Linked DNA regions of Mus musculus: all the other regions are linked to region 3. The links are chromatin loops, found by intact Hi-C in ENCODE. Cell type or tissue: left cerebral cortex. All regions are shown on one strand. Region 1 has its middle 20 kb from the start of Fam107a. Region 2 holds the start of Htd2 (hydroxyacyl-thioester dehydratase type 2). Region 3 overlaps Dnase1l3 (deoxyribonuclease 1-like 3).

What was found. A loop is a pair of places that touch in the nucleus more often than their neighbours do. Peaks named below come from ENCODE experiments on the same cell type or tissue, not always from the same donor. Only the 100,000 strongest peaks of a DNase experiment are listed, where the experiment ranks them.
Region 1: a loop joins it to region 3, with 2.6 times the contacts of the local background. A loop is called at or near these places in 19 of 42 quality-filtered maps.
Region 2: it touches region 3 in a loop (2.8-fold over the local background); 2 of 42 quality-filtered maps call a loop at or near these places.

The regions. Positions count from the first base shown.
Region 1 is chr14:8,328,288-8,330,787 of GRCm38, reverse strand. No RefSeq gene overlaps it. Among named protein-coding and RNA genes, the nearest start is that of Fam107a, 20 kb to the right of the region's middle. In left cerebral cortex, no CTCF peak of the experiment used is centred here; a DNase peak (open chromatin) is centred at 982.
Region 2 is chr14:8,078,690-8,081,189 of GRCm38, reverse strand. It overlaps Htd2 (hydroxyacyl-thioester dehydratase type 2), which reads right to left and starts at 877. Exons shown (of 6, transcript NM_001348727.1): 1 at 678-877. Rpp14 (ribonuclease P 14 subunit) reads right to left here and starts at 877. Exons shown (of 6, transcript NM_025938.4): 1 at 678-877. In left cerebral cortex, a CTCF peak has its summit at 948 (motif pointing left); DNase peaks (open chromatin) are centred at 217 and 893; H3K4me3 peaks cover 993 bases; H3K27ac peaks cover 841 bases.
Region 3 is chr14:7,963,393-7,965,892 of GRCm38, reverse strand. It overlaps Dnase1l3 (deoxyribonuclease 1-like 3), which reads left to right. Exons shown (of 8, transcript NM_007870.3): 8 at 1-706. Among named protein-coding and RNA genes, the nearest start is that of Gm45521, 7.3 kb to the right of the region's middle. In left cerebral cortex, a CTCF peak has its summit at 1,242 (motif pointing left); a DNase peak (open chromatin) is centred at 1,232.

The DNA of each region.
Region 1 (2,500 bases), 360 kb before region 3:
TTCACCAAAGGTGAGCTCTTAGGAGAGTGAAGGTGGCCTTAGTGAAGGTGAGCTCTTAGGAGAGTGAAGGTGGCCCGTGTTACTCGAGGGCAGGCAGGGGAGGCAGACGCAGGATGTTTCCTCCCATCCACCCACCTGAGTCACCAGAAACGCTCTCCTTAGGGACACGGGGATGAGGCAGTTAGAGACCCCCCTCCTGTCCTGCTAAGATCAAATCCCTCAGGATTTTCAGAGGAGAAAGTTTGCCAGGAGCCAGTCACATCTGAAGGACTTGGGAACTAGCCAGAGCTTTACACACAAATCCTTCCCTAATAACAAGCAAAACCAGCCCCTGTATTAGACACGTGGGGAAGCAGACCAGGGACCCACAGAGAATTGCTTAGAGCTTTTACTACCTGCTGAGACCATGTGTAACCCTTTTCTCAGGAAAAGAACAGAATTCAGAATCTAAACAATGTCCAGGATAAGATCAGCTTCTTGTAGACAAACAGAGAAGTAAGATCATGGGACCTTTCACTACAAAAACAAAAACAAAAACAACACTAATGTCAAAATGACCCTGGGCCAGAGTCAGCACACAGAGTCTGAAGATTAAAGGCTGTGCTCACAAGACATAGCCTGGTGTTTGACACATCATAATTCCCAGTAAATGTCAGCTGTTGTTCCTCTAACTGCCTCACCTACTGAGTTCCTACTGACTGTACAGCAGGGCCCATGGGAAGCCAGCATGTGCAGTGATGAGCGAGGACCATCCTCTCTGCACTGACTCGCAGTATGGGTTCTTCAGCTCCTGCCTTGCTTGCCTCGTCTATGAAGTGGGGGTGCAGGCAGATCACCTCAGAGGGCCCTTTCTCTTGGGGAGTCTGAGTGTGCCTAGCATAGTCCAAGATAAGCTCTGAGCTAGAGCCAGTAAGAGGCAGTTAGAGACGGAATCAGATCTGCTGCCAACATGGGGATGTTCTTCTCTGGGTATAACAATGCTGGGCTGTGGGCTGAGCCTGAGCTCATTTTCCGAAGGAAACTTTCTGAAGAAATGTCTCCTAGCAACTGGCAGCACAAGCCCTTACAGAAGCACAAAGGCTTCCCTTCCTCAAAGCCCTCTTGGCAACCACTCATCTGAGGTGCGGCTGTGAAGAGGGCTAGTGCAAGGGCATCTGGTAGCTTGTAACACTGGGAGGACCTCTACCCACACCCGCCATTTCTTTTCCTTTTCAATAAGCAATCTAGCCTTGGTACAATGGCATGGCTTCAAGCCTGAACTCTAAACCCAGTCCTTATTAGCTGGCTGGCTTTAGGCAAATTACTTCAACCTCTTTAGGCAACGTGGACCACATTCTACAGTCCCACTTGTAAAATGTGAGTGTTAATTGTAGATGTATGTTCCACTCAGACCCTCTCCGCAAAGCCAGAACACCCATCCATCCCACTGCTGGCTCGCTTCACAGAGAAATTAGATCATGGCTGGTAGGGAGCACTGCATCCAATGGTGTTTGGGCTGGGCACACATCAGGGAACCCTCTTTCCAGAGTGCAATAGCCAATGACTAATGGTGGGGAGTATCGAAGTGCATTCCCGCTGCTTCAAGGGCATCAGTGCTGTGGCACCATACCTCTCTAGATTCTCCATGACTGAGGCTGTACTCACAGGACCCCACATCAGTTTCTCAACCGCCTCCCCTGCCATACATAATTGGTTCCCTGATTCTTTACTGGCCCCCTATAAGAACTGTCCTGCAATAAATCTTCTGCCCCAAGCCATTCCCATCCCAGACCCCTTCTCCTATCTCCCATCTCCTCCAAGCTACAGGGAGGATTCAGCAAAAGAATGCCAATGCCTACACATGGCAGATGCTCAGTAAGTTGGCACCATTACCATCCTTCCCCCCATAATTATCATAGTTAAGGCTGGGCCTGAGGCTCAGGATAGCCTTGGTGTGCAAGAAGGGTTGCATTTGGACTGGCTAACACAGTGAAGAAAGATTACCAGCCTCCTTGTATGCCTTACTTAATAGTAGTAAATTACTTTTCCAATAAAAGCAACAAAAGTTCAATCTTTAAAAAACTCAAAGAATGCAAAGAACTACAAATGAATTAATAAAAGAATAAAATCCCCCTACCACTTAAGTATAATTCCTGAAGAAATTTTAAATTATATCCTTCCAAATGATTTCTACATAGATATTTATATAATGTCGATATGCAGACACATATGTACATATAAACATGTATAACTGATACATATAATTGCATATATATGTGTGTAAGTGTAAATATATAAGCAATACCAAAATATATAGTATAACACTACAAATGTCATATACACAATTTTAGCCCCAACTGTACATTGTATAGAGGCCCCTATCTCAGAATATTTACTTTATTGACTATCTTTTTTTTGGTGTATGGGTATGTATGTATACATGTTTGTGTATGTTAGTGTTTATGTTTGGGTACATGTGTACACACATGTACAAAGACCAGAGGTCAACATCAAGCGTCTT
Region 2 (2,500 bases), 120 kb before region 3:
GAAAGGATTAATTAATTTGTTTGTTTGTTTAGCGTTTATTCCTCTGTGTAACGGAGTCCTGAAACTCACAGATCACCTGCCACTGCCTCCTAGGCGCTGGAATTAAAGGCGTGTTGAAACAATTTCTTAAGACCTAACACTCTGGGCTTCCTCCTCCTCTTGGCCTCGGCATCGCCTCTGGGTAGCCACGTGTCTCACACTCTCCAGCCTCTCTGATCTTACTCAATGTGTCCCACTGCCCATCCTATCTATTATGGTACCATACCCTCCTTGCCTAGTTCTTGCAAGTTCTCCCCTTCTGCTTCAGTGTCTGCACTCCGAAACAGAGATCTGCTTCATACCCTAGTGCTTCTCACGAACTCACGAACCGGTGTCTTGAACATTTGGGGGACACAAGACATAACTAAAGCAATTGTTTAAAAAGCCGATCCCCTACTGCCGAAGAGTAAGATTGTTCCCAACCTTGCTCCATTAACAATCGCTACTGACTTTGCGCCCACATCAAGGGCAGTGAGCCCAGCAAACGGCCGGATCAGCCCTCCCGGTCACCGCCTGTATCCGGGACCTAAGCCGCGCTGTACAGAGCCCGGCGGTGGCTCTCAGACTGACACTACAGCAGCGAAGAACCTGAGGTCCGCCACACTTCCACCTCGTGCTCCCGCGTCGCGCATGCGCACCTGCCCCGCGAGGCTAAACCGCCTCGGCCCAGGACGGAGAGGATCACTGGAATAACCGCGTTCCTGACTCTTGCACGCCGCTAGAATTCGGCATGGGTCGGAGTTCCCACGCAGCAGCCCAAGTTCGGACCTGGAAAACTGGTGATATTTACATTCGCACCGCCCCACAGACGCATAACAGGACGTGGCGTCACCGCGCCGCGTCGGTCACTGAACTAGTGCGTAACCCTCAGCGGGGGCTGAGGACGAACAGGTTCTGCGCCCTCTAGCGTCCACCCTCGGAACTGTCGTCAGACACTCTTCATGGTCATTTATTTCTACATTTATGCTCAACAGGTTATATCAAACAACCCCTCTCCTTTCTTGCTTTCTCTTTCTTTTTCTTTTTTGCAATGCCAGGGATCAAAACCACAACCTTGTCTATACTAAGCAAGTCCTCTACCACCAAGCTAAATCTGAGCCTTGCCATCTCAGGAACATCCGTGTCACGCACTAAAGACAAGATCGTCTGTCAGTTTCCCAATGTGGCTCCTAACATACACTAGAGATTCTGTTTTGATGTGGAAAAATCCAGCTGCTCCTATTTCCAGATGTAAGTAATTCCACTTCTGTATCTAATCACCAAGTCAGAATCCGTTATGCATTAGCGACTATTCTGAGTGCTGGCAACTCCGGAGAATAGGATATGGTCCTTGTATTCATGTGACATACCGTGTATATTTAACAGTTATAATAGCAACTAATATTTACGTTTGGGCCAGGCATTGTGCAGAAGATTTCACGTAAGTGATCTAATGGAACCCTCAAGCAACCTTAAGGCAGCTATTATTGCAATAGTCCCTGTTTTACATAAGGGAACTGAAGGCCAGAGAGAGACTAAATTGTCTGCCTTTGATGGTTGCCAGTGTTAATACAGATTATCTGCTTTGGCCAGTATGATATTTGTATATGCTAGGCCCAGGGAGTGGCACTGTTGGAGTAGGTGTGTCACTGTGGGCGTGGGCTTTAAGACCTTCATCCTAGCTGCCTGGAAGCCAGTCTTCTGCTAGAAGCCTTCAGATGAAGATGTAGAACTATCACCTCAGCCTGGAGGCTGCCATGCTCCCACCTTGATGATAATGAACTGAACCTCTGAACCTGTAAGCCAGCCCCAATTAAATGTCCTTTATAAGAGTTGCCTTGGTCATGGTATCTGTTCACAGCAGTAAAACCCTAACTAAAGCAGCCAGTGTTGTCCAGACTAGTTCAGGAGCACCATCTTAACCCAACTGCCTTCTGAGGTAGTCTCTGGGTATGGGAACTTGGTGATGGCTCATCACCATATTGCAGTCCTTGGCACCAGTGGTCACACAGCTTGAGTTTACTAAAAAGATGAGCGTTGATTTGGCCTGAGTGGGACACAGTAGTGATGGTAACAGTATGCCTTGCACAGCCAAGCCTGTGCCCAGGTAAGTTGGGGCCTTTCCTGTAATTGGGGAAAAAAAACCTGATATTTTTGTCCCCTAAGCTTTCATTCCTGCCTTGGCCATGCTCTGAAGTCGTGGCCTCTGTTTCCTCTCCTTCCTGCCCAGAGGAAACAAGGCTTGTTGGGGAATAAGGGGGAAAAGCTAACACAGACCCCAGAGAGGGGCATTTTCTTTCTCAAAACTAGTTTGTATTTTGGTAATTATAGCAGAATTTTAGCAGAACTATTGTATCTGACATGAATCGGAAGTTATGGTACCTAAGCTTTGAAGAAATCTTTTGTCAGTGATTATTATCTGAGATTTTATGAGTGTTTTGTTTTTGGTTTTGGTTTTTGGTTTTTGGTTTTTCGAGACAGG
Region 3 (2,500 bases):
GTGGCTAGGAGAGGAACCCCAGGTCCCAGGCAATGGGCTTGGGACTCACTAACAGGGAGATGGGGAGGAGGTGGACTGGACATCAAAAGGCCCTTTCCATGCCTCTGGCTTGGGAGTCAACGGGTCCAGACACCCTGAAGTTTCGACCCATACTAATGCTCTTCTGCCTCTGCCCAGTGGCAGGTTAGAGATACAAATGAGGGTCTCTGCAAGCTGTCACTCTGCCAAACTCAGACAGACAGAGGAGTTATTTTCACTCTTCCTGACTGAGTGTTGTACAAACTCCTGCTTTTATGTCCCCCTCCCTTCCTTCTCTCCTTTCTGAGGATGACCTTGAACTCTGACCCTCCTGTTTCCACCTTCCCACTGGATGAGTGCCAGCCTTATAGATGCCAGCCACCACTCAGCGTTTCATGCAGTGCTCAGACAGGACTAAGCAAGCACTTTGTGTGTGCTACACAAGCACTCTACTTGCTGGGCCCCAGCCCCAGCCTCTAGGCTGTGCCCTAAAAATGTGTTGCCTGGGCAGTGGGATGGCTCAGAGGGTAAAGACCTTCGCTGACAACTCTGGCAACTTGAATTTGATCTCCAGAATGGGCACGATGGAAGGAAAGGGTCAAGTCCATCACGCCATTCTCAGATCTCTCCACATGTAAACATGCCCCCAATAAATAAATGTAATAAAATTAGAATATCGATGTAAAAAGTTGTAGCCTTAACCATCTCATGGAATTCTGATCACAAGTGATGTCTGATGTTATTCACATTCTGTAGTTGAGAAGTCAAACAACTTTCCCAAGATCACACAGCTAGAGAATACAGAGCCCAGAGCTGACGTTTACTAGACACAGGTAGGCACAGGTTCTGGGTGTGTACTGGGGAACACAATAATTTTAGGGGGTCACAGAAGTGATACATTTCTAGTTGAAGAAAAAAATGCATTATACAATGCTAATTTTTTGTAACCAACATAGATATAAAATATAATTTTTCAACTTTTTTTTTTGATAAAGGAATGAACCTAGGAATGGAAGTCCAGCTAGGGCCCAGGAGAGTCCTAACAGGATACCTAATTGCCTTTGCCAGCAGAGCCAAAATCAAATATAGGTCTGTGTGCCTCCAAAGGTCATGTTCTCCTGAGCATCCTCTAACTCGGGTGAGGGAACCCAAGTTGAGCTCCAACAGGGAAAGTCTGGGCCAAGACCAGCATACATGGTCTTCTATCGCCACCTGGTGACTTTTCTGGGAACTTCTGATTAAGGTTCAATTCCTAGCACCCACATGGCAGCTCTCAAGAGTCTGTAACTTGAAGGTCTGACACCCTCACATAGACATGCATGCAGGCAAAACGCCAATGCACATAAAAATAAAAATAAATAAAATAACAAGGTAATTTAGGATGACGATCTAGGAAGCAGCCAGTGCCCTTTGTGTCGGGACTCCATGCAAGAGTAGGGCATAGGGAGTCCTCTCTAGGCTCTCGTGCTCTGGGCTCTGTATTCTCTAGCTGTGTGACCTTGGGAAAGTTGTTTGACTTCTCAACTACAGAATGTGGATAGCATCAGATGTCACTTGTGGAAATTCACACGTTTGTCCCACACATACACGCACATGTTCTCACATGCGTCCTTCATCGTCGTCAACCCTGAGTTGTATCAGATTAGATGTGTCTGAAACAAACACCCACCAGCCAATACACAACCTGAAATGATCTAGCAGCCATATTTTTTAAAAGTAAAAGTAAACAAAAAAAACCCCAAAAACGTATTTTATAAATGGAAGCCCGACGGTCCATGTGTGGGGGTCAAATCTAGCCTATGTGCCTTTGGTTTTGATTTTTGTTGTTTATGGGAACACAGCTATGCCCAGTGCTTTCCAATGCTTCCGGCCTGTTTCTGCCACACAGCAGCACAGTTGAACATCTGTATGAGTGGGACCAGATGGCTCACAAGCCTGAAAACACTCACTCTGCAGGCCTTCACAGGAAGATGGATTTAAACACTCTGCCTTTGCAATCTTAGAATTACTGGTGGTCTTGTTCACGTTTCCTGCCACCCTAAATCTTCAAACAAACAAAAACCCAGGAGCCTTTTACACTCAGAGAACATCTTAATGTGGGAAAGACATTTAAAGTGCTCAGTTACACATGTGGTGCATGAATACTCACTTGGAGATGCAAGCTTAGAAAAATGTCTGCAAGTCCCATATGGGTGTTTATTAAATATACAAATGTCCATCTGTCTGCCTGCCCTTCCTTCGTTCTGTCCCTCCTTCCTTCCATCCTTCCTCTCTCCCTTTTTGGTCTTTCTGTGTGAATGTCTGCGAGCATACGTGAGGGACTCTGCATGCCTACAGCCAGAAGAGGTTGCTGAGTATCATCCGCTATGACTTTACACCTATTTCTTTCAGGCAGGCTCTCTCTGAAACTTAACCCTAGTGATCCTCCTGACTGCCCTGCTGGCGTTACAGGTATGAGGCAAATGTCTGGCTTCTTATGTAA